4 separate regions of the Mus musculus genome follow, and regions 2, 3 and 4 are each linked to region 1. The links are chromatin loops, found by intact Hi-C in ENCODE. Cell type or tissue: heart. All regions are shown on one strand. Links, peaks and the distances in the headings refer to the core of each region. The heading gives the core; the rest is flanking DNA. Region 1 holds the start of Ywhaz (tyrosine 3-monooxygenase/tryptophan 5-monooxygenase activation protein, zeta polypeptide). Region 2 holds the start of Zfp706 (zinc finger protein 706). Region 3 overlaps Gm10384 (a long non-coding RNA gene). Region 4 has its middle 12 kb from the start of Gm34472.

What was found. Hi-C counts contacts between places; a loop is a spot of excess contacts. Peaks named below come from ENCODE experiments on the same cell type or tissue, not always from the same donor. Only the 100,000 strongest peaks of a DNase experiment are listed, where the experiment ranks them.
Region 2: a loop joins it to region 1, with 7 times the contacts of the local background. A loop is called at or near these places in 25 of 42 quality-filtered maps.
Region 3: a loop joins it to region 1, with 3 times the contacts of the local background. A loop is called at or near these places in 12 of 42 quality-filtered maps.
Region 4: a loop joins it to region 1, with 3 times the contacts of the local background. A loop is called at or near these places in 4 of 42 quality-filtered maps.

What each region holds. Positions count from the first base shown.
Region 1 is chr15:36,790,214-36,797,707 of GRCm38, reverse strand. It overlaps Ywhaz (tyrosine 3-monooxygenase/tryptophan 5-monooxygenase activation protein, zeta polypeptide), which reads left to right and starts at 3,170. Exons shown (of 7, transcript NM_011740.3): 1 at 3,170-3,563; 2 at 4,033-4,229; 3 at 6,720-7,024. The coding sequence starts at 6,731. Gm41298 (a long non-coding RNA gene) reads right to left here and starts at 507. Exons shown (of 3, transcript XR_003951531.1): 1 at 488-507. In heart, for the core only: no CTCF peak of the experiment used is centred there; DNase peaks (open chromatin) are centred at 4,037, 5,067 and 5,907; H3K4me3 peaks cover 4,001 bases; H3K27ac peaks cover 3,638 bases.
Region 2 is chr15:37,003,063-37,010,556 of GRCm38, reverse strand. Zfp706 (zinc finger protein 706) reads left to right here and starts at 3,155. Exons shown (of 4, transcript NM_026521.4): 1 at 3,155-3,429; 2 at 6,735-6,871. The coding sequence starts at 6,737. LOC115488529 reads right to left here and starts at 4,851. Exons shown (of 2, transcript XM_030248876.1): 1 at 4,847-4,851; 2 at 2,084-3,701. The coding sequence starts at 4,851. The coding sequence ends at 2,753. In heart, for the core only: a CTCF peak has its summit at 4,579 (motif pointing left); DNase peaks (open chromatin) are centred at 3,126 and 3,966; H3K4me3 peaks cover 3,648 bases; H3K27ac peaks cover 2,508 bases.
Region 3 is chr15:36,869,575-36,877,068 of GRCm38, reverse strand. Gm10384 (a long non-coding RNA gene) reads left to right here. Exons shown (of 2, transcript XR_875155.3): 2 at 4,652-6,569. Among named protein-coding and RNA genes, the nearest start is that of Gm41299, 5.6 kb to the right of the region's middle. In heart, for the core only: no CTCF peak of the experiment used is centred there; a DNase peak (open chromatin) is centred at 3,548; H3K4me3 peaks cover 1,248 bases; H3K27ac peaks cover 3,614 bases.
Region 4 is chr15:36,851,167-36,858,660 of GRCm38, reverse strand. No RefSeq gene overlaps it. Among named protein-coding and RNA genes, the nearest start is that of Gm34472, 12 kb to the right of the region's middle. In heart, for the core only: no CTCF peak of the experiment used is centred there; DNase peaks (open chromatin) are centred at 2,890 and 3,570; H3K27ac peaks cover 2,984 bases.

The sequences.
Region 1 (7,494 bases), core at 1,542-6,541:
TGTTACCACTGCCCGGTACATCTTCACTTTCAAATGTTCATTGTAATGAGTTATTGGTCTGGTTTGAGGTCTCTGGGCACCGTCAATACTGGATCCCCACTGGGACTCCTCCAGTTAACCTGCAGTTTTGAATCAGCAGGACTGGCCCTTCCATGCATCAACCACAGATGATATAGATTCGGGGGTGGGCCAACTCAGAGCCTCAGTCTGGGCCTGAGTGGCAGCTGAGCTGGTGAGCTCTCCTGCACTGCTCAGGCTAGGCCACCCAATGCTGCTATTGGCAGGAGGTAGGGTCAGCTCTCCTGCTCTCAGGCCAGCTCATCAACACCCACCCCTCCAGAGCCAGCTATACTCTGCTGAACTCTCACCTTCAGGGTTGGCTCATCTGTGCCCTTTCAACCAGGACCGGCGCTACTGTGCTGCCCAGGCAAGCTGCAGGGCTCATTCTCCCAAGGGCTGCAGCCAGCCAGGAGCAAGGCAAGCTCACCTGCTCTCATGACCCCACTGCCACCGGTGGTGAGGAATGAGGAGGGGTAGAGGGCATCAACACCACACCCACACTACCTCACAGCAGAGGAGTGGTGAGGCCAGCTCTTCCTCATTGTCATCCTGGGGCTAGCGCACCTGCCCCCACCACCTGGACAGCACTACCACAGCTGTATTGTGCTGTCCAGGCCAGCTGCCAGGCTTGCTCTCCTCAGTCCTTCAGCTGGTGAGGGGCAGGGCTAGCTAGCTCTTTTCTGCTCATGATCCTGTGAGCAGCTTTCCCTATTGCCAGAATTAACTCTCCCACAGTCACACCTTCTGGGCTGGCTCACCTACACCTGGTCACCAGGGCCAGCTCCATTCTGCTGCCTGGGCAAGGAGCAGGGACTGGTCTCCTGAGTGCTGCCACAGGTAAGAGGTGGGGCCGCTCTCCCAAGCAACCCAGCCACTGAGGGGTGGGGCAGCTCTGCAAGACCTATGGACATCCATGTGATCTGACATCGAACCCTACTGCTGAGTAGCCACAGACCCAAACATAGGCCACAGCTCGAGCTGGGACCTCACCATGGCCTCGGGTGGCAGGGCTGGCCACTCACAACAGGCTGCTCCTCTCCACCCTGGACTCTCCAGTTCCATCTCCCTTCATAATGCTCAAGCTGCTCCACTTCTCTTTCCCATCTGTCCACCACATACTTGCACATCGTGGTGTCTCCCACTGCAGGCTGGACACCTGGCTGACGAACCCCTGGGTGACATGTTTTGCCTGCGCTGTGTGGTGTGGTGGCAAGCAGGTGCCTACTGCCTGTGCTAGAGGTCTGTGGGTGACATGCTGGTCTGCTACTTGGTTGGCAGATTTGGGGTTCAGCCATGTCTAGTGGGGAAGATTTATGGTTCAGGTCCACAAGCAGAGGGCATCACTTTGTGTCCCATTGCCTAGCAGTTGGTCAGTGGGCCACACCTAGCTCCAAGAGACTCGACAGTGGGATCCAAACTATGGCAACTGGAGAAGAGGATTTGGGGAACAGCTGTCTGTATCTATTTCTACTTCCAGTTTCTCAGGTATGGAAATTAGAATCTACAGCACAATACAGCCCACTCTTTACTCTCTCAATCACGGTGTTTAATCTTATGGGACTGGGAATTAGTGTGTCCAGTTTAGTAAGCTAAAGAACAGACCTCTGGATGACAAAGCAAGATTGCCCCTCTTCTGATTGCAGAGTCCCGCACATTAAGCTTCACTCAGTCAAATGATGCAGAGCTGAGACGATAGCCTGCCGGGACTGTTTATGACTGAAAAGATCACCCTTGACACGTGTTTCCAGTTGGAATGACAGACTGATGCTAATTTACTTGAACTCTTTACCTTACTGTGTAACATGGGACAGAAATTGAATGAAATGTCTAGTGTTGGGCTAACACGTTCATCTCTGAACTTTAGACCTACCACTTTTAACTGTTTCACTTCGTTTTCACTGGGTTTTGAACACCAGGGACAGCTACCACCCTTATTGTTCCCAAAATGTAATTACAGTAAACTACATGGAGAAAACACACATGCATTCCTCAGCCACAGATGGTAGTACTTTTATTGCTGATATTTTACTACTGTGCCTATCAAAGTATAGCGGAGACATCAACTGCATGAAGTAAGACCCAAGTAAAGAAGACAGGAAGACAATTGGGCAGCTAATCAAACTCACCAGTAACTTCCCCATACTTCAGGCCTATAGGCTCTGGGTTTTGGCTTTGCTACATATTATTCTTTAGAATTCTTCTCAGTTGACCTTCCATGGCAAATCTAATTCTGGCCCCCTTGCAGCCTTATTATGCCTTTATTAGGCAAACATGTTGATTGGAGTTTGTAAAAACTAAAAGCACCTTTTGGTTTATTAAAACACAAAGAAACCTTGCTAGTTAATGCACAAGGCAAAAGCCCAAACTATTTTCCAAAACAAGTCTGCAATTTATGCAGAGAAATCTCTTAACTTTCCCTGAGGTGTATATTCCATATAGACGTGTATTACAGACATTAACAGACATTTCCATTTTACAAAAGATTTAACCTAGTATCTTCTGTCAAATTTCTAGCACCTACTACAAAACTGCAAACATAAAAGCTTTTGAAATAGTCATTTTAAGTGAGTCACTCCCTGAAAGAATTTACATTACAGCCAAAGTAAGTTGACTTCAGTATCTTGGAGATAAAACCTGAATTAATTTGCTCATCTGCTTAGCATGTTATCTGTTGCTGTGGAAACCGGTGTGTGTGTTGGGAGGGGGGAGGGCGGTTGGCGAGGGGAGCGACACTGAACTGGTCACAGGCAAATCTCTACCTAGCTGTCATTTCAGGCAAATTATAATTTGTACAACAAACTTGTGATTCAAACAATGTAACCAACATTCTGATGAAAGACAGTGGTAGGGAAAGAATGCTTGTCATGAAGTCTTCCAGGGGGCTCTGGGGCTGAATTCCTGAGGTTCTTTTTCCAGTTGTGCTTAGTGTAGGCCCCAGAAGGGGCTCAGTGAAAATATTTTAGCTCAGAGGCGCACATTTAAAGAGAGCAAGGACAGATTCTTCATAGAGACTGCATCTCCTTTCAACTTCCGTCTCCTGGGTGGAGACCTTGCGGGTTCAGGCACCTGCAATTTCCGCCCTTTTCCTCCCCCCCCCCCCTTTCCGGGCGGAGGAGCCTCGCTCCTCCTCCAGCTAGAGCCCTAGGAACGGCCACGCTCCCTAACCTTGCTTCCAGGACCTAAAAGGGTCGGTCACTCTCTTACAATGCGCTAATTAGGAACAATGTGTCTCCCAATGAAAGCTCTACAGAGGGTAAAGTGCAGCCCACGACAACAGTTCGGTGTGTTCTAGCCTGTTTCCCCGCCTCGCCCCACGTCAGGCTTCTACGATCACGTCCAACCCGCTAGCCCAACCCTTTCCCCGCTCCTCCCAGCGACCACCCATTGTCCCCGCGGCTGTCACGGTGTGGACGCCGAGCTCGCGACTGGAAAGGCAGGGCGTCATTCAGCCTCGCGCTTTTCCCAGCCTTAAAAGGTCTAAGGCCGCTTCCTGCAGCCAGAAGGTAAAGCGGGCCGCCCGAGGGAGCAGCCGCGCCCGGGCCTCCCTGCCCCGGCGTTGGCGGAGCCGCTGCCCTACTCTCGGCTTCTGATCACAATGCCCTGGCAGTAGAGCTGCCTTCACCCTGCCCCGCAACCCGCCCACCGCCATTACCGGCGCAGAGAGAGGGCGGCCGAGCGGGAAGGGGGTGGGGGGGAACGCGAAGGTCCCGGATGTGCCCGCCAGTGAGGTGGGGGCGGGGAGAGGCTTCCTTCCGCGGGCCGCAGGGGCGGGGAGGGAGGGCAGCTCGCGGGGGCGGCGGGGAGCGAACCGAGCACGCGGGTGAAGGCAGGGTCGGGAGCGGAGCGGAGCGCGAGTACGCGCTCTCCTCCGCTCGCCCTCGGGCACGGGCGGGCCGGCCGGGCGCGCGCAGGGGAGCGGCGGTTGCGCCGGGCCGGAGAACTGTGGGCACCAATCAACGGTTGCCATAGCAGCGTTTGACGTCATCGTGCGTGTGGTGCCCCTGCTGCCGGGGCTAGTGATTGGAGGAAACCCCGTGTCTGCGGAGCGGCTGTAGCCTGTGAGCAGCCAGATCAGGGACAGAGTCTCAGCCTCGCCGCCACCGCTGCTGCCGCCGCCGCCCAGAGACCGCCGAGCCGCGTCCGTGTGCCGCCACCCACTCCGGACACAGGTGAGGAGCCGCCCGAGTCGGCCTCCGGTCCCTTCAGCCCGCCGCCGCGCTGCGGCCCGAGAGGGGTCTTCTCAGGAGGACCCGGGCGGCGGCTCGGCTCTGCCGGGCCCGGGCAGGCGCCCACCGCCGCCCCCGGCCGCTTGCTTCTGGCCTGCCGGGCTGCTCATCGCCCCGTTCTGGTCCCCGGGGTGGGGGTGGCGGATGAGGCGCCCACGCGCGAGACCCAGGGGCTCCCGCTCCCGAGGGCGACCGCGATCCGCCCCCGCCGGCACCCTGCTTCCGCCCGCGACTGTGACTCGGCCGTGGCGCAGGTGAGGCCGCCCCCACCCGGGGCGCCCCCGCCACCCCCTCCCCCACGGCGGGGGGCAGCCAGGTAGCACGCGGGGCTCTGGGGTGGGGCCCGCCAGGGACCCTGGGCTGGGCTCGCTGGGGCCCGCAATGCCAGAAAGGACTCTCGGGACGCGCGGTGGGGGAGGGGCGCGGCCAGAGCTAGGCGTGGGGGTACCGGGGCACGGGGTCCCCAGCGTCCTGGGCTGGTGGGAGGTTCGCATCTTTCCAGGAGCTGCGGCCCCAGGATGGGGGCTGCGCCTGTCTGGGTGGGGCCCTGCCCCTCCCCCTACCGCAGCTGTCGGGACATCGGGGCTTGGGTCGGACACCGGCGGAGGGGACCCTGGGCGGGAGCGGGGTGTGTCCGGCGCGGGCCGGCCGCGGTTCCGCTTCTGCGGGCGCGGATGGCATCGGGCCCCCGGGGAGGGTGATCTGCTCCCCCTCCACCACCACCCTCCGACTGGGGCGGGTGCACGGACTGCTCCTCCCTCTGCCCGGGTGGGGGGGCGATTCACAGTCGGAGTAGGTTGGGCTCCTTGACACAGTTCCGCCATGACAAAGAGAGTCGGGGACTAGCGCGGAGGCACCAGCCTGGGCGGAGCCAAGGAGGGGAGGTGGCTGCGGATGGCGCGGACGCAAGGACTAGCGCTTTAAAGTCACCGCTGCGCGGTTTCGGTTCGCCCCACCCTCCGGCCTCAGGCAGCCAAGGGTTAAGTGGGTGCGGCGAGTATTCCCGCAGTCTGAAGGCGAGGCCCAGGAGCGCTCGTTTTCCTGTGAGAAACCTAATCCACTTCCCCTTATCCGGGAGGTTGGCGGGGGAACGTTTGTACTGACTTAGGCTTACATCATTTTTGGAAGCAACATTTACCAGTGACCGTTTCTAATGTTAGATTTCGAGACCCCGGGGGAAGTATGGGTTCACAAATTTTAAATAGTTAATGCACGGAAGGTACTGTGTCTCGAATTTAAGCTAGCCCTATCCGTGTTTCTGTTCTGGACACTGCTCATTTGGCTACCAAAAAGAGGTCCTTTCTGGAAAGGTAAAGGAAAGAATTTCCATGGTGGGCGGCAGTGACTCTTTATTCCTACACTTAGTGCATTCAGGTTGTGACTTTTCATTAAAGTGTATTTTGTGGGATCACTATATGATTTAGAATTTTGCTCTTGGAATTGTTGAAGAAATGAGAAGTAAATTGGAATCTAGGGAACTTTAAAATTGAGCGAAAGAAAACTGGGGAAATATGAGGAAGACCAGCTTGAGGAGTTGTGACTGCTAGAAATCCTGCCGTGACTCCAGACTGCAGCAGGCAGCAGACATCGGAAGCGCTTGGCTCCCTCCATGTGCTGTGGACGCCCTAGTGCTCACTCAGAGTAGGAAGTGAGTGTGCCTGTGTGCTAGGCGAGAGTTCATAGGACGCTGTTTAGACACAGATTGGTCTTGGGCTTAGTGATTCCTGGTGGTATTGTGTTTAAGATAGTTTAAGCAGCAATTAGGCAGTTTTCTTCAGATAATTTTATACCATGATCAGCTGGCAAATGTTACAAGTGTAGTAGATCAGGGTGGGAGGGTGCTAAATAAAATAAAACTTAGTGGCTCTTTGATAAGAGTATATACATTAAAAAGCTAGAATATAATTACACTGACATGACTCACGATTCTGGAAGTATGCTTATAGGCATTGTAGGTCCCGGTCCCTAAACTGACCCGCACCCCCAATGCGCATTCCTGCATGCACACTAGAGGGAAAGTTGCTCAGGTGTACATCATTTAGTGTCGTTGGGATCTAGGGATCTTTGGCCAAGGAGAGTAGAGGTGGGTCTCTGGTTTTGTACCCCCTGCCCTGCAGCTTAAAGGTGGGTTTTTTTTTGTTTTGTTTGTTTGTTTTGGGTTTTTTTTTTTTAAGGAACTGGTGTCCATATATGCTTTGATCTTACTTGAAATTGGAATCTTCTGAACAGGTGGAACGCGCAGTTAATTTCACAACCTACTGTTAATATGCAGACTAGGCTAGTTTTCTGGTTGGTTGGGGTTGGGGGCTGCCTTTTAATTGCTCAAGCTGGTTTGAGGTACTGGTGTGCCTTATTTATTTATTTACTTATGACAGGTATGAGTATGTATTTTTCACAGGCGTTTTCTGAATGTTTTTCTTCTTCCCTTTACAGAATATCCAGTTATGGATAAAAATGAGCTGGTGCAGAAGGCCAAGCTGGCCGAGCAGGCAGAGCGATATGATGACATGGCAGCCTGCATGAAGTCTGTCACTGAGCAGGGAGCTGAGCTGTCGAATGAGGAGAGAAACCTTCTCTCTGTTGCTTATAAAAACGTTGTAGGAGCCCGTAGGTCATCGTGGAGGGTCGTCTCAAGTATTGAGCAGAAGACGGAAGGTGCTGAGAAAAAGCAGCAGATGGCTCGAGAATACAGAGAGAAGATCGAGACGGAGCTGCGTGACATCTGCAACGATGTACTGGTAAGAAAGAGTCTGTGAATCTGCCTCAGCTTCACGGGCGCCTTCACAGGGCCTCTGGTGCATTTTAGAAATTGGCTGTTACATAGATTAGAACTTGTCATCTAAAAGGTGCTATGGAACAATTGTAGAACGTTTCTGTAAAGTAATGAAAAACATTACTTGATGGTTTGTGTTTCTGTAGCACTAGAGCTGATACTCATAAATATATGTGGTATGGACTGTCTAGAGCCAGTTCCTGTCTGGATTAGCCGGTATAATAGAATGAGTCCTGGAGAAAACTGGATTGCAGTTGCTTGTGTGGATTTATTTGTTGTAAGTCAACTTTGAATGTTAACAACCAATGAAATAATCTCAATCTCGGCTTTCCAGGTTTTACAAGTGCTTAAGTATTTGGCACCTACTGTGTTGAAATACTTTGCTTCTAGGAGCTAAAGAGATTAAACAGTACATTTGTGTGGATTTCCTATTTT
Region 2 (7,494 bases), core at 837-5,836, 210 kb before region 1:
TCAGAATACAAGCTTGGAATCTCTCTTGGTAAGGCCTTGTCTAAGTACTTTACTCTTTTTGATGCATTTCTAATATCCCACATTACTGTTTAAACTTCTTTTAATTTTACTGAAATCAAGATTTGCCTTACAACCAAAAGTCATTATAGTTCAACTGGCAGCATGTTTTAAAGTGTCGCTGCACATAAACACTCAAGTCAATGGCTTCACAGAGTCAGTACAATCTGGCACTAATGTGAAGTAGCTGGAAAACATCAAGGCAGAAGTGAGCAACGGGCATCGGAACTGTCAATACAAACTCACAAAAGAGGCTGGAATGAGAGCTGGAAATGCAGGCGTTGTCTCAAGGGAGTGTGACATTCAGAGCCACGAGACTGAACAAAAAGCCTCAAGCAGAAGGTGCACAGGTAAGGAGGAGGCAGCGGAGCAACCACCTTCGCTTTTCCTACGGTTGTACGGTTGTCTCTAAGGGAAGCACCACAGAGACAGGAGCCCCTCAGGGAGACTGTTTTGGTTGTTATCGGTGTGGTTGTGTTGTTTGCTTTGTCTTTTAAAAGCAGGATCTGATACATAGCTCAGGCTGTCCTTGAACTCACTACATAGCCTTGGCTATCCATCTTCCCGCCTCACTCTCCTGGGTTCTAGGATTACATTATGTATTGAGAATGAATATGCTGGGAACTCACCAATCACCTCATCGCAGGAACCCAGCACGCATCCAAACACATCAATAAGCCTGTCATCTTTCATCTCCAGAGGCGCAGTTTCATTTCATGAGGTGGATTTTGGATAGCAAATCAGCAAGTTCTTGTTGCATACTATCTTAAAGTGACCGCCGATAGGCAGAAAAGGGAAAATGTTACCACAAGTGTCGTTAGCATTCATAATTAAATGCAGGAATGTGCACAGAAGCCTAAGTGTTCATGTCTAGATTGCTGTCACTTTTCTGACACTACACCAGCTGGTGGCAAAGCAGAGGCCCTGCCTTTTACCCACTGTCACCACACACATGCTCAAGCATACTCACTCCGGCTTCATACTTCCCCTGTATATTTCAAATGTCCTAAGCACCACATATAATTACCATTACACCATATTCTCTAGGTAACAGTGCTTAACAAGGGAGTGAGCCAGACTCCTTCAAGGATAAAAAGCATAGAGGAGACAAGAGACCTGTGTGGCAGGGTTCTGGGGCTTTTTGTTTTGTTTTGGTTTGGTTTTTGGTTTTTCAAGGCATGGTGTCTCTGTGTAGCCCTGGCTGTCCTGGAACTCACTCTGTAGACCAAGCTGGCTTCGAACTCAGAAATCTGCCTGCCTCTGCCTCCCAAGTGCTGGGATTAAAGGTGTGTGCCACCATGCCCGGCCTGAGTGGCAGTCTTAAAAAACAAAACAAAAAAAAGAAAAAAGCTCCAGCAGAAGGTGTGCGGGTAAGAGGCATAGCAGGAAGACATTGTGGAGTTTACTGCTGTGAACTCGGATTCCCCCAGGGAACATCTGTAAGTATCCTCAAAGACTTTTACTTTTCCTCAAGTGAAAATGGGGTGCTATTGGCCCCAGCCAGAAAGAAGGCAGAGCTACCACTAAACACCTAGTGACTCCCCATAGACCCCGGTTAACAAAGTCCTGTCCTGAGAGAGAGAACTAACTCCAGCTACAGCTTTTGTCAGGTTCCTGCAGGAGATATGAATTAAAAACTCAAGGGATACTAGCTTTTGAGTATTCCCCCAGGCCACAGGACAAAAAGCAACAAACCAATCCTACTTCACAAGACTTCAGACACCACCTCACCCCTGCAGATGTCACAGTCTAGTTGCAGTGTCCATTGTCATTCATGACTAGACAAACAGCTCTTTGTATTTCCCAAGTCTAGATCCTCCAAGACTCTCAACCCAAAAGGCAGATTAACACAACAGTAAATGTGGCCACCATTAATAACTATGTTATAGCTTCTTGACATGTCTGTTCCAAACCTGTCTCTTTAGACACATTCTGTTCAATATTGTTTTTTCAGCACTTTGTTGGTCACTGGCTATACAGTAATAAAAAGGAGATTACAGATTACCATCAGCAACAGTAACAAAACTTAAACACGTAACTACATTTTAATAAAGGCTTGTGAGCATAAAGTGAAATGAATCAAAGATGAGCCCACTTCAATCATGGCCCAGCTGCGTTGCACCTTTCTGGCTATTTTTAACAATACTGTGACAAGGTTATCATAGTACAAGTAAAGTAGACTATGCTCATAGTCAACGAATTCTCTGGCTACTGGCAGGCAAGTTTGAGATTCTGACTGGGCATGGCGACACATGGTCATGTAGCTCCTGTGGAGGTGAAAGGGTTCAGTTCTAGGACAGACTGAACCACATAGTGGTTTTAAGGCCACAAAAGCAGTATACCTATAACCTAATTAGATCTAATGGGGAGCAGCTTGTTGCAGGTACAGGGCAACAAATGCAGAGATTTACAACGCCATTTCTAACCACCACTAGATGTTAGAATTGCAATCGCTCTTAATAAGGTATCTGAAGTTCACAACGTGGTCTAAATCAAGTGGAGGCGGGGAACGACCTTTTATTCTTTCCCCAAGTATTAGCAATCCAATAGCCAGCCTGCACAGGCCAAGCGAGCACGTTAGGATTTAGCCGATTTTTCAGGCTCAAGTCTCCATCTATGTGAAAGTCCCTAGTAAGTCAAAATACCCTGAGCACGGAACCAGTGAGGGAACAATGGCAGCGAGTCTGGCAGGGGGTCATGGCCGAGCGGCGGCCACGCGGGGCCCCGGACGCGACTCCCCCGCCGCTCCGGCTAGCGCCTTACAGGGCTCCCGGCTGGCCAGGGAAAAACGAGGGCGGCGGGGCAAAGGCCAGGCCGGGTGAGTGAAACACGAAAGAGTGACTGCTGAGCCACTCGGCCGACAGCCGCCCGTAGACCGGAGGTCACACACCGCAAGGGCAGGGGGACACGCTGAGACGACACCGAGAGAGCGGGCGGGAAGCAGAGGGGCGGGCGAGGGCCCCGCAGTTCCCGTCTTAGGCCCCGCCCCCGCGCGCTTATGTAACAGGGGAGAGCTGCCATTGGCCTGCAGACCGGAAGGACGCGGGCATGCTAGAGGGGCGGGGCAAAGCCGCCGCAGGAAGGTGAGGGGCGGGACCGCGCGGGCAAGCAGGCGGCGCTGAGGCGACTGGGAGTGCGGCGCGGCGTGCGCGGGCACGAGCGACGGGCCTGCCTCGGGCTCAGGCGCGGCGGGCGCGCGCTGCGGCGGGTGTGCGAGGCGCGGGCTGTTGTGCTCCCGGCTCTGCTCGGTCCTTCCTCTGCGGGTGGCGGAGGCCCCAAGCGGTGCGGGGCTCGACCCTTCCTTCCCTACTCGTCCTGCCCAGCTCTTCTCGCGCTGCGCGGTCTCTCGGACGCCAGACCGGCCCGGCCCGGGTAAGCGGCGCCGCAGGACGCGGGAGCCGGGGCGGGAGGCACGCGGCGGCGGGAGGCCGGGGCGGGCGTCGGACTCCCGGCGGAGCGGGCGCGGGGCTGAGGGCCGCCGAGGCCTCGGGCGGGCCGGGCTGCAACCGTGGGGTTGAGTCTGCCCACGAATGGCTGTTGAGAGCTGGGATCGTGCCGCGGAGCCGACCTGGGCCCCTTGCTCTGGCTGGTTGCAGAGTGTGAGCCCATTTCCTGGCTCCCCGGCCTCAGAGTAAGTTGTTTCTCTTTAAGCGGCCCCTTAGGGCCTCCTTCTCAAGAGTCCTGGTATTCCAAGAACTCTTCCTGGTTCGTAGCTCATTTGCAGCCTCCTGGGAAAGCTAAAACTTTTATTAAAAATCAGCTGGTAACTGTTTGCAAACGATTTATTGCCTTTCAGTTTGTCCCACTTAATCAGGGAGCGATTTATACGTAAGATTTTGTCAAAAACTCGATGAGCTGGTCAAGAGCAAATTGTAAGTTGAACTGTCCGAAAGCAGGTGGTTGGATCGTTTGCACTTCTGCTTTCAGAAAGGAAATCTGTGCTGTCAGAAGTTAGGGGCCTGCCCCGCTCAGCTAGCCTGTTAGAACAGATCTCCTTTGCCTAGTGTTACATTTTGTGTTTATTGAAGCGTTTGCCTTTTTGTAACCGTTGGTGGTGGTAAAGAAAATGGGTTAAATCTTAGGTGTTCTGTTGTGTTTTAGGAGAAGCCCTAAACGCAAAAGTTAAAAAATAGTTTTTGCTTATCTGATGGCATTGTTTTTACAGCACGCTTCATGAAAAGGTTATCAAAGTAGCTGCTTTAATTTCTAGATGGCAAGGAAAGTTCTGGAATTACTGATGTGAGGTTCTGTAACTTAAGCATAAAACCCTTAAGATCTGTTCACCAAGTAATTCACATACATAAGCCATGCTTTATGGAAGAGTTAAGATGTTTTAGACAATCAGAATGATCTAGTAAAGATCTGATACTAAGACAGGGGGACATTAAGAGTGTTTTCAGGACTGGAGAGATGGCTCAGCGGTTACGAGCACTGTCTTCTCTTCCAGAGGTCCTGAGTTCCATTCCCAGCAACCACATGGTGACTCACAACCATCTATAATGGGATCTGATGCCCTCTTCTGGTGTGTCTGAAGACAGCGACAGTGTACCCATATATATTAATTTTTTTTTTTAAGGAATGTTTTCAAAGCATTGGTGTTCATGTATTGAAGACCCACCATCAAAATGTACTTTTAAATATGCCATTGGAACATGGTGAAGTGACACAGGCCTTAAAATCCCAGCCCTTAGGAGGCAGAGGCAGGCAGATCTCTGTGAGTTCCAGGCCAGCCAGAGATATGTAGTGAGACAACCCCCCAATATACTATTGAAACTTAGAGAATTGATACGGCATTGGTTTAAAAACACAAAAATGAAATATAATTTTCATGACAAACAGTTTATATTTGCCTTGGGTGGGAATCGAGTTCATATATTAGGCTGGCATATTAAACATTCTCATGGTTGGTGAAAGACTGGATGGACTTCCAGTTTGCTACGTAATACTAGTGGGAATGTGTCCAGTACGTGTGTGTTTGTTTAGTTTCCATTGTGGTGGGGGATGATGAGGAGAGCTTGATTGTCACTGAAACACTTTTGACTTTATATCCAGTAGCTAAAGAGAATTGCAGTCAGAAAAGGCCAACCCTCTTCATAGTACGGTCCCTTGTACATTCATGTCTTTTAGTAATTTCAAAGTTTAAAATGTAATTACAGTGCTAGTCAAAGTGGCATTGGACCTCATTTTAATGTGCTTCAAAGCACTACTCTGGTAGATGCTGGGTGAACAGGTTTAATTTGTGCTGTCTAACCAGAAGTCTGGTTTTAACAGGAAAATAATTCTTTTAAGTGACAATTGTTTTAACTCATTTTTGTTTACTCCAGGCCATTAGTAGTGAAGAATAGAAAGAACCTTTCAGCTTTGTAAAAGGTACCCTCACACCAGGGTTCTAATTTGTCTTTACAATGTGTGCGGCTGGGCCAGTGAGGTGGCTCAGCTGGTGAAGGCGCTTTCTGTCAAGCCCGAGGGTCTGAGTTAGATCCCCAGAACACAAGTTGTAGAAGAACACACTCACAAATGCTCTGTGGAGTATGTGTATCTGCGTGCACACAAATAAGTGTAGGCGTTTGTGTTTCTGTGCAGGAAAGTTTTCTTAAGGAAAACTCTGGATAGTACAATAGTTTAATGAAACTTCAGTACTAAAAGGAGTTGCTGTGTCCCTACATCTCTTTTCTAGGATTAGATGACAGCACTTATTTTAAAATGTGCAAATTGTAAGTCTCAGTAGTGGATGCTAGCAGGGAGAAACTACCTTTGTAATCAAATGACAAAGGAAGACTAAACTTTGGACTATCAAACTTTTGAAGGTTACATGTAAAGTAAAAGGAAGTAAAACCATAACTATATATACATATGCAGTAGGCATGGGAGTCTGTTGAGGGAGATGTGGTCTTGCTCTGTGGACCAGGTTGGCCAGGCCATGTGGTCTTCCTCCCTCTGCTTCCTTCCCAACTGCTCAGGCTGTGTGTTGATCTTTATTATTATTAAACAAACGCCTTTATAATCATTACCTGGTTTAAGATAAAGAATATTGTCAGCACCCTCGGAATGCTGCTTCTGTCACCGCCTCCCGTTCACTCCATAAATAGCACAGTGACCTCCTTAGCTGTGGATTTGCCTGTTTTGAACTTTATACAGGAAAGGCTTCTTTCCTTGACATAGAGATACAAACTTTATAGAAATAATTTATTCTGTTTGTTTTTGAGACTGGGTGTCTTTTTGTAGATCTGGCTGATCTGGAACTATACGTAGAATGGGCTAACCTCAGACACTCAGAGATCTGTCTGCCTCTGCCTGCTCAGTCCTGGGGTTAAAGGCACGTGCCACCACGTCTGGCTAGAAATGCCTTTTTTTTTTTTTTCTAATGCTGCCTGGCATTCCACTGTGTTATCTGTTTTTACCAATGATATTTGAACTGTCTGGTTTTAGAACAGGTTCTGTAAACATCCTTTTATACATTGATGTACATACATTTGATACTGTTGAGCATGCATTGTGAGGAATATACTCATTTGTCATCTAGCGGCATTGTGTGTGAGTTTGAGAATCCATTCACGCCACTTCCTGACCATGTCTGAAATTTACATGGTCAACTCTTATTGACTCATATTACTATGCTTAAATTGCTCTGTAGTAGAATGAAGAAGTCACTCTGGTGCCTAATCTTTTGTTTTTAGATATGGCTCGTGGACAGCAGAAGATTCAGTCTCAGCAGAAAAATGCCAAAAAGCAGGCTGGACAAAAGAAGAAACAAGGACATGACCAAAAGGCTGCTGCCAAAGCTGCCTTAATATATACCTGCACCGTCTGTAGGGTAAGGAGCCCAAGATGGCGCTTTCCTGTAGCTAGTTCTTACCCTGTAAAATGGAGAGGTTAAAGTTTCCCTACAACAAAATGGATGCCTTATTTGAACTAGTAGATGTGAGAGTGGTTTTTTTCCTAGGATATTATCTACAGTCACCCATTCAAGAAACATTTTTCCTTGGCCATGCACATTTCTCTTAACTGCTAGCTGGGAAAATGTAGGTAAAACAGTATCCTGCCCTTTGTAGAATAAAGGTGTCCTTGTGGAGTTTATAATCAATTCACTTTGGTTGCATTCTTAGTGTGGCTAAGGCTAAACCTTGTACAGGGCTGCCAAAAGTAACAGTGCCTGTATAATAGTTTTTTAACTCCATCTCCAGCAGATGCAGTGTGGACATATATGATACCACATATATTCACATTGAGAGCTCTTAGTAGAATTAACAAGTTTAAAGAGTTGTTTGGGAGTGTTTGCCATGTGTGAGTATCAAGGCAGGTGTGTTACCTGTAGTCACATGTTTAATCCACACAGCAACCACTGAGTTGTGCTGCTTCCTTCTCGATGTGCAGATGTACATGTTAAAAGTGACAAGCATAAGGTGTGCAGGTGATTCAGCAAGTAAGAGATAGGAC
Region 3 (7,494 bases), core at 1,527-6,526, 79 kb before region 1:
GTCTACTCTCACTTTAGGGAGTGGGAGAGAGTGGAGGTATTTGGCACTATCTGTAGTAATTAATTTTATTTTTAAGTAGAGAGATCTAACACAAATATGGTACAATGTTAACATCTGTTTATTCTTAGAGGCAGATGCAAAGGCGTCATTTTATTTTTTTGCATGTTAAAATACTTTGTAATTTTCCTTAAAAGTTTAAAAACCATACATACACACACCACCACACATATATATGTTTCATACATATCACACATACACACCTACACTACCCACCTATCATACATACCACACACACATGCCATATACATCATACATAGCACACACATCAAATATATACACATATATCATACACACACACCACAACCCAGGACGGACCCGAACACTTCAGTTCCTTAATCATCTATTTGCAAGCTGGAGACAAGGATCTAAGTTTAAAGACTCACGCATGAGAGAGAGAGAGCGAGAGCAAGTGAGAGAGAGAGAGAGAGAGAGAGAGAGAGAGAGAGAGAGAGAGAGAATTGGGCTCCAAGGGTCACAGGATGCAGCCACTGTGCTCCCTCTCTAGGGAAGAGGAAATGACTGAAAAGTCCCAGCAGCACAGTAGGCTCTGGCAGGATTATCTGCATCCTGCAAAGCACAGACACAACTAAGTGTGTCCCATGGCCCAAGGAAGAAGCTGAGAGGAGAAAGGCCCCAGAATTGGCTGTTCCTGCTCGTCACAACAGACACCAATCGGGGCGAGCAATAGAAAAGATGGAGATGCTGATAATCTGGCTAATGAAGGATGAGTAAGACACAGGCCCTGCTCTCAGGGCCACAAGCTTATCTTGAGGGCAGAGAACACATAAGTCATTAGGGTGTGGCATCCTGGGGGGAGAGGGACAGCTAAGTGATACAGAAGCTCTTTGTACAGAAGTGAGACGCTTCCTTAGTCAGTCGGTGCTCCCTAAAAGTGGTCATAAGAAAACAACTTCAGGGAGGAAGTGTTTGCTCTGGTGTGAGGCTGCAGAAATTCTGGTCTTCAAATGGCTGGAGGCTGTTGTTCCTGGGCTGCGGTAAGTCAGAACATCATACAGGACCAGTTACTAACCTCATGGCAACCAAGAGAGAGAAGAGTAAGAAGAGAGGGCGCAAAAGGACCCTTCAAGGGCACAACCCAGTGACCCCCTTCCCATGCAGTTCCCAACTCGGGCTCCAGCTGCCACAGTCCCACTTCCCAGTTGTCTTGGCTCATGGAATTTGGAATCTACCAGTGATCTGGTGGTGAGAGCTCTCAAGACCTCGCCATCTCTGGAAATGTCTCTGCAGACACACACAGAAGTATATCTTACTAGTCTCCTAGGTGTCTCTCAAGACACCCATCAACCATCAACACTAGAGCCACATCTGTCCCTCTCCTAGAACCCTCTTTGGGATAGGATATGCATCAGTTCTCTGTGGCTGAGTAAGAAATTGCCTCAACATTTAGCAGCTTAAAGCAATAAGCACGACCTTGTGACATTGACGTCGGGAAGCATTTTCACAGGGCCACCAGGCTCAAGGTGGCTCAAGAGTACCAGGCTACCAGCATCTGAAGGCTTACTGAAGGTAGGCTGTACCACTCCAAGAGAGTTCACTCTCCTGGCTGGCTAGTGCTGGCCACTGGCAGGTTAATTCTCACTGTGTGGTCCTCCTTGTGGGCCTGCAGGCATTCTTCAGAGTGAAAGTCTGAGAAGAGGCAAGGAAGAAACAGCATCTCCTTCTTGAGAGGCAGAAGTGATGGAGAATAGTGTTTTACAAACCAGTCATACCAAAGTCCGAACTGCAACCAGATCTCTGGGTACAGAAACTGGCATATGAATACACAGTACACAAAAACATCCCCCAACTTAGTATACACCCAATTACAATAATAGTACTGGAGGTTCAGTTGACAAGATTGGAACTTGGGGTCCGCCATACTTGGGAAAGAATAGATATCTAAACAGCAAGTGTAAAGCAAAACTGTACCACTCATGGAATGGAGTGCTCAGGAGAGTCCAGAAAGTCCCACCAGACTCAAGGAACCAGGGAAGTAGAAGCCACATAAGTCACAAGCTCCGATAAGTTCCGATCCTTCCTTTAAAACAGAATGTTGAGATTCAAAAGCGCTGGGCAGGGCAGTCAGGCTGCAGCAACTCTAATCCTGAGCCTTGGACCTGGGTACCAGAATGCTGGCTCGACAGAGCGGGATACAGCCACGGGCACAAAGGCTTTGGAGTTGAGGCTAAACTACCCAACTGCTACCTAAATATTGATTTAGAGGCCCAGCCAATCACTTCCCACAACACTGAAAAAAAAATCCTACTTCAGCTTCAGGAAGTGCTCCATCCACATTTTGCAATCTAAATCTCTTAAGTGAAATCACTTTAATGTCTGCACTTGTGTTGTTTCATGCCTTAAGGGTCAGCATCATTTTTATTGTGAACAACATGAGGAAAGGAATTTGGGGAGATTGCAAAAGGCTCTGAACAGAGCTCACAATCCAGCACACCACAGTTTTCCAGTGTCCACGGCTAGGCTGGGAGTACCTCGGGCAAAAACATCCACGAAAGAGGCAAGTGAGGGCCGAAACAGCCCACGCAGAAGCTCGCCATCAGGACTTTTTGTCACTCCCAGTGTCTGCTCTCTGGTGGATTATGGAAGGGATAGCTGTGGAGTTCTTTGGCCCTTGGCAAAACAGGACATTAGTAGCACACTGTGCAGATTCCTGCTGGAAGCAGCCCTGTCCCGTGTTCATCTCCACAGCTGCTCAAATCAATCCCTTGCCAGGCAACCGACCACTCTAAGAGTATCAGGACCCTTCCTCACTATGTCTGGCAGAAATAAGGACCTCTGCTTACTAATTCACTTCAAATCTAAGCAGATTCTAGGCTCCAAAAAGGCAAAAACCAAGGCTGAGTAGGGGTAAGACAACAGTGGGCACCAGAGAGCCTGCCGTGCAGGCTGGCTGGAAAGAGACTACTGAGAAAGCCAGCCCCCTAGGAAGGGCAGCTGAGTCCCAGCAGCATCTTTTAGCTGCTCCCCTCTGACCGGCCCACCTGTCACTGGGGTGTTTCATCTCTGTCCGAATTGGTTCAAAGAAGCATAAAGCAGAGAGACATGAGGCTAGACCCCCCCCCCCCAGCCGCAAGCTCATCTGGACCCAGCAGCAGCTCGCACTAGATGGCTTTATTTGCTCACAGGATTTCAGGGGACCCTAGGCTGAGTTAAGCTGAGGGAACTGACATGCAAATGGGTATTGTGCCAGAGCAAACTGATTCTGTAACCACCTCAGGGCCTGTTTATACGAGACCTAGAATCTTCTCTTTTGGCAACTCTCCAGCCTGCCCCGGCATGACTTAACACGGAAATTTGGTTTGATTTTTTTTTTAAAGCACTCTTTGGGATTCTATAGCTCTGCAGCAGGGCAGGCTCTGCACTGAATTATTGAACAGTGCGGATGTTTGCCTTCCCTGTGACAGCGTTTCCTCTCCGCAGCTCCTTGTCAGGCCACTCATTTCAAATATGCAGCAGGGCTGAGCCAGATTCCAGTCATGTTTGAACAGTTGCCAAGACTCCAGGGGCACCAGGCCTGTGGGGCTCCAGGGTCACGGAGACCTCAGCTTTTGGCACATGCATAGCTTGGTGACTTCTAGCTATTGTTCTGAAGGGATGAAATCTTAGCGGCATCGAAACCCCATACCATTAACCCTCCCCCAGCTTCTTCATCTGCTTTGCTATTTTTTGCTAATGGTACCAGCATCTCTCCAGTTGCCCAAATGCCTGCCTTGGCTACACCCTTAACCCTCAACAGGTGCTTGGTGTCAAGTTTGGTGCTGGTGCTTGTGAAACAGTTCCCAGTACTAGTCAGCGCACCCTATTCCCACTACTGGAGGCATTCAACAGCTAGATTTATTGCTGGTTGACTGGTTGGATGATTGGTTGTTTGAGCTGCTGTGCTGGGGCTCAAATCTGGAGTCTCTAGGCAAACATTGTCCCTAAGCTACATCTGCAGCCCTTCTTCCGGGTTCTTAAGACACTTTTCCAGTTAGCATCCCTTTACCCAATTCTTTGGCTGTAATCTCATCCTATTAATGTCCAACACCCATTTTTTAAATAAATATGAAGATATAGTCTGCTTTGCTTGTTGCTCAGTGAGAGTTCAATTTGGATGAATTCTGCTACCTACAACCTTGAAAACTTACTTGACCAGTAATGTAGGAATAATAGCATGAGAAGTAAAGATGATAAAGTGAGTGAGGGAGGTGGTTTGACATCAGATATCCAGGCAGTGCTGCAGAATGTTCAGTTTCTCCATATCTGATGCTTTGTAAACGCTGACTTCTGCTTTCAACTTTCTGGGGTTATTGTTCGTTGTTTTTGAGATAAGGTCTCAGGCTGGCCTGTATAGCCCTAGATGTTCTGGAATTTGCTATATAGGCCAGGCTGGCCTTGAACTCACAAGATCTGCCTGCCTCTGCCTCCCCAGTGCTGGCTTACAGGTGTGCACCACCACACCTGGGTCTCATCTTCATGGTTCAACCTACCTGGAATATCTTGTGAGATAAACATATGTTCTCCAAATGTGGCTGGCTGATGTGTTTGTGATTTATGTAAACCATTTTCTTTTTTTCTTTTGCTCTTCCTGCAGGGCTAGGGATTGAACTCAGGGCCCTATACGCATGAGAAGTGCTCTACCATCAAGCTGTACTCCAGTTCCATGGTATCTACAATCAAAGACTGTCACAAAAGTTCTCACTCTAAGGACATCTTGGTGCTCTGACCTTGGCACTTACATGGCAGACAATTGTTGCTGCGGTTGCTTTGAGCCATTTATTATCCTTGGTGACTCTCTTGGCATATAGTGAATACCCCAAGAGCAGAAAGAGAAGGGTATGTGTCCATTTACTCAGCAAGCACGTGGAAGCAATTCTGGGTTATCACTGTCCTGGACACTGAAATTACGAATGTATTCGACATGATCTATAGTCACCAAGATACTGTCTGCAGACAACTGTGTCCCTTTAGTTTAAGCCGGATAGCTTTTATTATTTTTATTTATTCATTCATTCATTATAATAGCATCTTGGGGCAGGCAGTGCTGGCATCTATATAAAGGCAGCAACAATGTAACTAAGCGCTGGATGGACTAAGGAAGTAGATCAAGGGCTCTGAGACATTGGCTTGGAAGCCTCATTGACACAGGTTGAAGAAGCATGCACCTACCGAGGTTCCCAAAAGATGCCATCTTCATTGCTGGCGTCCATTTGAAGCCTCACACAGCTGATGGAACTGTAGCACAAACCTGCATTCCAGTTACAAGAAAGTGTCATGGGAGCATTCAGAGCTTTCCGAATCCACCAAGGGAGCAAACTGTAAGGGCTTGGAATGGGCGGTTGAATGTTAAACTACAAAATCCTTTCTGTTACAGAACTCCAGCCTGGGGAGAGAGTCATGAATGCATGCAAACATCACAGTCAGAGTGGTACAGGTGAGCTACGAAAGCCAGAGAAATGATTCCCGAGCCAGACGAGGGCCTGTGCACAAAAGGGAGAGCTTTGCAGCCCCAGGAAGGTTACTTCCTTTGCTTGCTGTGCTTGTTTGTATGGTACCAGCACATCCTATGTGCTAGGCAAGTATTTCCCCACAGTAGGCCAAGTTTAAAGTCTTGGTGATATGGAAGACGACTCAGCAGGTAAAGCGATTGCCACCTAAGTAGTATAAGGATGGAGTTCAGATCTCCAGCGCCCGTGTAAATGTTGGGTGGGTGTGGTGGCCTTCCTGCAATCTCATTACCCCGGAGAGGAGGCCGAGGATTCCTGAGGCAAGCTGGCTAGCTAGCTAAGCTGAATCAGCCATCTCTAGGTTTAAGTGAGGGACCTGACAAGCTCTGAGTTCAACAGAGAGACACTGCCCCAATACATAATGTGGCAGGTAATCAAGAAAGTCACTAAACACCAACCTCTGGCCTCCACACGATACGCACGCACAGATGTGTGTGCCCACACACTTGAATTGATACACCTACACACATCACACCCGTCCACAGCAAATAAAGATAAAACGTATCCTGAAGGTACTGGGCAGTCACGCATGATTTAAGCAGGTGAGTCATTTGGTCCTGTGTTAGCTATGGAAAGACCTACTTGGTTTTGAGAAGGGCAAGGCTAACAGGAAAGAATGACAGTTAAGAGTCTACTTCCTCCAGGAAGAGATGCTATGACTCAACCAAGGAGGTAACAGTAAGGCTAAGGCTGGCAGACACAAATGAGGACTAGCAGAAGCCAATGGCCATTGCCAACGGCCTGGTCTGGGTGGCTGGGACTGCAGTATGCAGCAGCATCAAGAGGTATATCTAACAGGATATAAGCCTGTGGGGAGAAAGCAAAGACTCCAGTCTCTAATACAGAAACTCGGAAGTGTGGTGGCTTTATCCAAGTCCAGATGGCTAGAAAACAGTTGGGCTGTCCAGCTCTGGAACTTGTATGGCTTGGGTTGTGTAGTCACCACCTTCTGACTTTTGCTCCTCCCCCATTTCATTTTAAATAAAATGTCTTTCAGAGAATTCATATGATTGTGAGAATCTGACTTCTAACTTTCTGCAAATAGACACTTAACCTAGGCAAAGCCAAACAGAACTAATGTTTAGGCACAGCAATAGGGCAAGAGTGATCACATGACTTAGACTGCGCTCACCAATGCACAGCTAGGCTTCTGGACCTGTTACAGAGAAGACAGTCTGTTCTTGCGGCCAGGCTGACAAGTAGACATCCCCCCCACCCCTGGGAGCGGTCATGTGACTCTGGATGCGTGTCACAGCACAGGTTGCCGGAGGCTGGAGTAGCTAAAGCTATTGCCACAACTATTCTAGTAGATATTCAGAAAGCTCTAAGTGGATGATTCTGGGTTTCTTGGGTGGATGCGTGTGCGGGGCAGTCACATTGGCCATGCTGAGACGCTCTGTTTGACCGCTTCCTTTCAGTGTTTCAGGATACAGATGAGCAGCCTATGAGCATGGACCTGATGGGTCACCCATGCCCTCCTTCATTGGGTAATCCCAGTGTGACAGCAGGGCTGGTCTCCATTGTCTCACAAGCCTGCTTTCTGAGGGTTGATGGAGCAAAGCAACTGGTCTGACTAAGTAGCTAAAGGCTACTTTAATCAAGAAGAGATCTAACATGTAAGAAGATACACAGCATATTCTCTTAGTAGGGCAAGCCACACAGCATCCGTTAACTTCTGCACACTTGTGAGCAGCCACAGTTTATTCTGTGAGTGGAACTAGCCCCAGTCTCCATGTCACCCCTGCCCTTGACAGAGAAAAGGCTGTAGACATTAGGAGCACCCTGGCTCAGGCTGCAGGTGACTAACTCACTGCCCTCTTATTTCCTTGCCATCTCCCCACCTGCACAGGAACTAACAAATGTTCCCAGCTTTAATTACAGGAATGACCAGAGGGGACATGCAGCTTTCTTCTCTCCTGCTGAGACTATA
Region 4 (7,494 bases), core at 1,438-6,437, 61 kb before region 1:
CTAGCAAGTCTTACTAGAGAAAAATTGTCCTACAGTTCACTTTTCATCAGTCTGTCCTGACAAGCTTCTGATGACATCAGGTCACCAGAATCAACGACAATCAGCATGAAACTGCAGTATTTTCTACATGCTGTGCCCAATTCAATAACACTACTGTGGTTGAGGTAGACAGCAGGTTTAGCCAACAAAGAACAGAAGTGTATTTCAGATTTCCTCAAAGCTGGGAGAAGAGGACCAACCAACTTAGCACACCCTCTCTAATCATCTTCAGAGTCAGCTCACACCCATGTGACCTTTTCCACTTTTTGTAACAAAAGTCATTCCCTCCAGGGACTTTTTCATCTCCTTCATGGCCTCTGTCTTCTCTGCCTTAGATATGGGATAGCTCCTAGACAGGAGGAGCAGCCACTAAGATGGCCAAAGGGCAAGAGAGTGTTCTACTGTTTAAGTCAAAGGATGTGAATTTGCTATTCTTGTTGTAGGCAAAGATGGTGCTTACAGATCTAAGTTTCTTAAGTAGCCCAAATAGCCATCTAGACCAGCCAAACCAGCATCCCTATTGGCCACAGGCAAGCAGAGATACAAGGAACGGGTTTGAGGGACTAGGCTTCCCTGTCTGAGCAGGCTGGTAGGCCTTGGCCGGTGGCACTGGATGTCTGAAGGGGAGATCTGGAAGGTACCAGGGCCTCTCCTCTGCCACTATTCTTGGTAGTAAGTAGTAGTGCCCCAGAGAGTGATGGAGACTGTGAGGCTCTGCTGGGGTGGCAGGTGCCTGTGCATTCTCTGAGTGGCTATTTTCTGTGTATCCTGCAGGGGGCTAATTAGCACCCTCCCAATGGGATACTTTTCTGGCTATGCCACCACTAGGGGATATAATTAAGGTCACTCTGAAGTTAAGGGAAGACAATAGCAGCTGCAGGCTTTGTTTCATCCAGACCAGAGCTGAGGTAGGGCCCCAGCCCCCTCATCATTACAGGCAAGAGCCATTAATAAACTGGCAAGGGGCTCTTGAATGTGGGGTCAAGTGCTGCTGTGGAGAATGTGCCACTTAGTATTCTCTTCAAGGCCAACACACACTTCTCCTTGGGACTCTCTGCCTCCAAAATAACACTCACAAGTTCCAAGATGAGTGCTTTCTTGGGGAATATGGCCATTTTAAATTTTATTATGTCTCTGTCAAACTTAGAAGCCCTCTATTTAAATACCAGCCATTGTTCACTTTGGTCTTCTTTTCCATGAAGCTGGGACTGCTCCCATTGTTTAAAGAACAAGTTGTATTTAAAATGCAGTAGGTGATGTTGAAACTATAGACATTTCCTACCATCACACAGCAGGTTATTTCCCAGCATGGTAGACAAGCACGGTGCTGAAAGTCTCCTGTCACCCTCACAGTACCCATGGGTGACAGGCAGAAGTGCCTTAGTTGTGCAGCTCTGGGCTGGGTGCTATGATAGCTCACCCTCATCAGCACTGTGACTTGACTAGATTTGGGGATTCCTCTGGGAGACAAAGGTTGGCCAAGTCTGAAGGGCATGTCCACAGAGGTTTGACAGAGTAGGGAAGACAGCCCTGGGTGTGAGTGCACCAGAACATGGACTGGACAAAAAGGGCAACTGAGAGAGCACGGCACTGATTCTCTCTGCTGCCCAACTCCAGAGCTATCCTACCCCAGGTTCCTGTCATTAGAGCTGGAAGCCACTCTTGCCACCATACCTTCCTGGACGTGATGGACAGACCCTCAGGTTAGAAGTCAAAATCACACCACCACCCCTCAACTCAGGTTGGTTCCTCTCAGGTATTTTTTGCCACAGAGTAAAGAGGAATCCTCCTGAGGTGTAGTCAGTACACACTTGTCTAGAGAACCCTTTACAATTTGGCTCATGTATGTGGTGAGCAGACAGCCACTGAACATCCATATAGCAAGATGGGGACACACTTATACCCCAGTGAGCAATTTATGAGCTTGTTAACCAAGTGACCTAGCCTGGGAAGTCACATCCGATGATGTCTGTCACACTGTATCCATTAGAAAGGCACCCAGTTACATCTGAAGAGGAGGAATAAGCTGTGTGTGTGTGTGTGTGTGTGTGTGCACTTGCACGTGTGTGGTGGGGAGAATCTGATGATGGCAACAGTGTTACACATGCACAGGTGATGTCCTCATGTAGAGGTCAGAGGTCAACCCCAAGTGTCATTCCTCAGGGTACACTGGCTGGCTTTGTAGGCTATTGAAGTCTGGACAGAGGACATTGGTAAATCCCAGTTGTTCCATCTGAATGCTGGTAAGTCCTCTTAGTTCTCTGCCAAGACACAGATGGGAAAGAGAATTCTCTTCCCCCCACAAGAACTAGCCTTTCCTAGCCCCACATGGTTTGGAGGATAAAGTGTCCTGTGGCTATCCTATTGACCCCAGGCCTGCTGAGAAGGAGCTGTGCTCACTCCAGATGGCTGTAGGGCATGCAAAGCAGAAATCTAAGCAACTCACCCATTCTTGAGGAGGTCACATGCAGAGATCTCACCTCAGTCACCAGGGTTCCACAGGCAGGAACTCAGACCACACCCCACCAGGAGCTGCCCAGCCCAAGGGATGGTGAGATTTGCAGATCTCTGAATAAGGAAAGGAGGGAGGACAAGAAAACACGCAGGCTTGGGCATGGCCTACAGGAGCTGGCACACTGAAGAACACGTAGTTTTCTAGGACTCCCTTGCTGACGTTGACAGGGGTGTGACTTAAGGATAAGCACTCTAGTATGGTGTGGGTACTTAGGTGAGGAACTGACATTCTAATTCCTCTGCCCAGCCACAAAGCTGCAGAGGCCCAGGGCAGGTTGTGCATGGGCACCATGTCTGCATTTCTGAACTAGAGAAGGTGGTGACTAAGATCCCTGGGACAGGGGTGGAGCAAAGCCTGCTCAGGCACTGGCAGGAGATCAAAGGGAGGGCTATGCAGCTAGCTAGAAGCAGCATCCGCCGCTGTTGCCAACACAGTACAGCACACGTTGGCCAAAGATGGCTTCAATGACAGAATAAATGAAAGGCTCGACCCTGAATATGCTGGGCACCAAGGACTGTCACAAAAGTCAACCATCTCCAGGAGGATTCAGCAGGTGCACTCTGGATGTGAGAGGGAGTACCTACAGCTGTGTTTAGAGCCCTTGGAGCACTCAAAGCCCACATTCATTCTTAGAGGACAGTATCTTAAGATGTGTGGTGCAGAGGCCTGGCTGGGTAGACACACTCAGCCCGAGTCCCTGTTATGTCAAGCACTGGTTGTGTCTCAAAGAAGATTTCTTCATCTTCTGTTTTCTCACCAGTCAAAGGGCAGACTGAAGTGGGAAGAAGGTGGCTGGGATGAAAGAGTTAGCCCAGTTCCCAGCCTCTAGACAACAGTCAGCAAATCGCTGCTATTTTTATTGTTGCTATTTTTACCAACACTGTGGACAGCTGCTGCCAGTCTTTGTTTGGTTTGGTTGCCCAGCATTTCTTCCTTGGAGAAGCTGGCCTCTGCACCACGCACATGGCTCTGACGTTCAACTAATCCGAGGACCCCCAACCACTGCTCATTGGGAGTAGGCAAGTCACCAAGTCCCATCAGACAACCCTCCCAGGAACTGAAGCCTAAACACAGACACACAGGAAGTTTGTTCTGGCTGAATCACAGTGACTGGGAATCCGTGTTGAGCTCCCAGGGCTGTGCCTGCTGTCATCACTCCCAAGGTCTGAGTGTCGACTCAGTTCTCCACTGACTAACTGGGGCCCACATCCATTGAATGAACCCTTTGTTAGCCTAAGTCAGTAGAGCCCCTTCTAAGTTTTGTAGCCAATAATCCTTGCTAGACAAGTAAAAGATCCTTTGCTGATACCTCTACAGGATCCGAGTGAGAGTGAATGGATACGCCTCCTTCTTCCTCTCTTTCTTCATGTCAGGCTATCAGAACATACATACATATATACACACACATACACATACATGTATGTATATATATATATATACACATATATAGCATACACATAAATGTGTGTGTATATATGTGTATGCTATATATGTATATATATATATATATGCAGCTAAATGTTAAAGGGTTAGTAAGTACAAGAGAATGACTTGGTGGCCATCTGGTATAGACTAAATAAGGCTATATATGAGGACATAATATAAATTGATCTAAGATTTAAATGTATAAAATCTTATAGTGACTAGAAGGAAGCATAGGTGAGTCCGTTATAACTTTTAGGTCAGGGGAACCTTTTTAAGTATGACTCATTAAAAAAGAAATGTGGCCCATGCCTTAAGTCCCAGCACTTGGGAGACAGAGGCAGGCAGATCTCTGCGAGTTCAAGATCAGCCTGATCTACAGAGTGAGTTCCAAGATAGCCAGGGCTATGCAGAGAAACCCTGTCTCGAATAAACAAACAACACTACAAAGAAAGGAAGGGAGGGAGGGAGGGAGGGAGGGAGGAAGGGAGGAAGGAAGGAAGGAAGGAAGGAAGGAAGGGAGGAAGGAAGGAAGGAAGGAAGGAAGGAAGGAAGGAAGGAGAGAGGAAGGAAGGAGGAAGGAAGGAGGAAAGAGGAAGAAAGGAAAGAGGAAGGAAGGGGAAAGGAGGAAGGAAGGAAGGAAGGAAGGAAGGAAGGAAGGAAGGAAGGAAGGAAGGAAGGAGAGAGGAAGGAAGGAGGAAGGAAGGAGGAAAGAGGAAGAAAGGAAAGAGGAAGGAAGGGGAAAGGAGGAAGAAGGAAGTCCTTTTAGGTATCACTACATATAATTTAAAAACACCAGAAAGTCATAGCAAACATAAATTACAAATAGAAAGTGGATGTCACAAAGTAAACAGCTCCTAGAAACCAACAAGAAATGTGGACAAAGGGTGAATGAAGAAAACCAGAAATGGAAATAGCTCACCAGTGTGGGAGAGATCCCTGCCAGAGTCTTTACCCATCAGACTAACAGAGACTGAACATGACTTCTCCACTATCTTGGTATGAGAATAAGAAGGCCCCGGCCCTATGGGGATCACTAGCAGCTTGTATCAAAACTGCAGGTGTATCTGCCCTTTGCTCTCTGGAGATGGATCCTTCTGCTGCATATGCACACGGATGCGCATGCACAAGAAATTCGTGTCTGCTTGCTGCTATAGAAATATTGAAGTGACCCCCAAAAGACTGTTTGTTGTTTGTTTTTAATAAAAGGCAAAGCCTTGTACTGATTTAGAATCCACCCCTGCTCTCACCCTATCCCTATTCTCACTTCTTGATGCCAATTTAAACATTAACTCCTGGATCTCTCCTACAGAGGAGAGGTATTTAATGCTATTCCTCTCCTTGTGCACATGCAGAAATATTCACTCTCTATCTTCATTTTTCTTAAATTGTTATGGCACAATTTTTGTTAGATTATATTCAATATTTTGGACATTTTGACATTCTAGTGTTTACAATTGATACAGTGCAGCATTAATGAAATTCTGTCTTAATTTTTTTTGATTGTTGTTGTTTTTCCTATCGTTAATAATTGACTTGCTCTGATCAAGAAAACATCTTTTGGCAACAGATGGAGACCATTGTAGAAAATCACAACCAATTAAATCAGCCCTAACTGATACATCTACAAAACACTCCCCACCTAAAGTCCAGGGAACATTGTAGAAGAGGGGGCAGAAAGAGCAAAAGGATCAGAGAGTTTGCTGTGACGTGTGTCTCCTGGGAATGTCAGAAGCTACACACATAAAGTCTCACCAATATGACAGTCCAGATGTAAACTGAACAAGAATGATGTCAACAGGTGTGCAAGAGTGGACGGGGGACTTCCACAAGGTCTCAGCACGCACGAAGAATTACAGTAGCTGAGGAGAGCAGAGAGTGGGCTGGGCTTCCCCAGGGAAGAGCACACCAATTGGCTTTCCAGTACCAATGCTCAGCCCTGAAAACATGCATGCAAGTGACATTATACAGACTGAGCAGGGTGTGTTCATGTAACAATGGAAAAGGGGAACCCAAAACTCGAAAGACAGCAAAGATCCTGCAGTCGTGATTCTTCTGACTCAGCCTCCCCTGAGCTGGGGTTACAGGTCTGTGCTACCACGGCTGCCTGAGAGGTGGTGCAACTTTTGATAGAATTAGGCCATAGGGGCGGGGGGGGGGGGGGTGATGGTGACCTCAGATGGGCTTAACAGTCATTGTGTGACTGTTTCCCACATGAGGTAGTTGTTATAAACCAGTCAGACCAGTTTCCTGACTCTGTGATGCCTTCTGTCCTAAGTCCTCACCAGTGTGAACCCCCACTGGACCATGCCCTTGCGCTTGGAATACTGTGTGAATGAAGAGGATATACAAATCAATCAGGAGAAAAGCAGTCACAGGCTTTGAGACACGACTAAGAACCCTAAATGTAGGTGTCTTAACTCTCCCATTAAGAGAAAAAAAGAGATGCAGACTGGAGCCTAAAGAGATGGCTCAGCAATTAAGAGCATTAGCTGCTTTTCCAGAGAACCCAGGTTTGACTCCCAGCACCCACCTGGTAGCTCACAACCAACTGTTATCCCAGTTCCAGGAGATCTAATGCCCTCTTTGGGCCTCCCAGAACACTAGGCATATCTGCAGGCAAAAATACTTATACACATGAAACAAATTTTTACAAGATGCAGGCCAGCTAATTGGGTTAAGAAACAAGAACCACTAGTTTCTATCTGCAAGAAGCACACTTTTCCGGGTGCACATACAAACCAAAGGAGAAAGGACTGCACAGGAAGTCGCTGAGAGGAGAGCCACGTTCCACCCCCCACTGGCTCATCTCCCTAGGATTCCAGCTCTCGCTGAGTAAACCCTTTGGAGACATACTTGGACCGACACAAACTGCAGTGTCCTAGTGACTGCTACCTCTTCTCTTTTCTAAGAAGTCAGTGTTTCAGCCTCAGCACAAGAATGGCAGTCAACCTAATGTCCTACAGTTCCATCCACACTGAGTTCTTTTTGTGGTCAGATGATATCCCAGTGTGTGTGTGTGTGTGTGTGTGTGTGTGTGTGTGTGTGTGTGTGTTGAGTGTATGATGGTTGTGTGGGGGTGATAGCAGAAATCAGAAGAGAGTGGGATCCCACCACCACCCCCCTCAAGCAGGAGCAATGGGCAGTTGTAAGTAAGTAACATGGGTTTTGGGAATCAAACTCAGGTCCCCTGAAGAGCAGCCAGTCTTGGCCACTGAGCCATCTTTTTAGTCCTTTATCTTGGCTTTTATATCCTTTCATTTGAGAAGTGTTTCTTAAATGATTCAGTAATTGTCTGTGCTTCTCACGCAGTGTTCAACCCGAGAGTAAGCCCCTCTCGCTCTCATTTCTTCTGTTTCCCAAATCTGTCTTTCATTTACTCCGTCATCTGGGATTCACCAACTTGAACTTCCAAGTTTCTTTGAATGTGACTGTTTCTCTACCTTTACTTCCAACAGTACCTTCTTGATTCTAGTTTTTATAGGAACTTAAATTCCAGTTTTATAGATGGACCATCC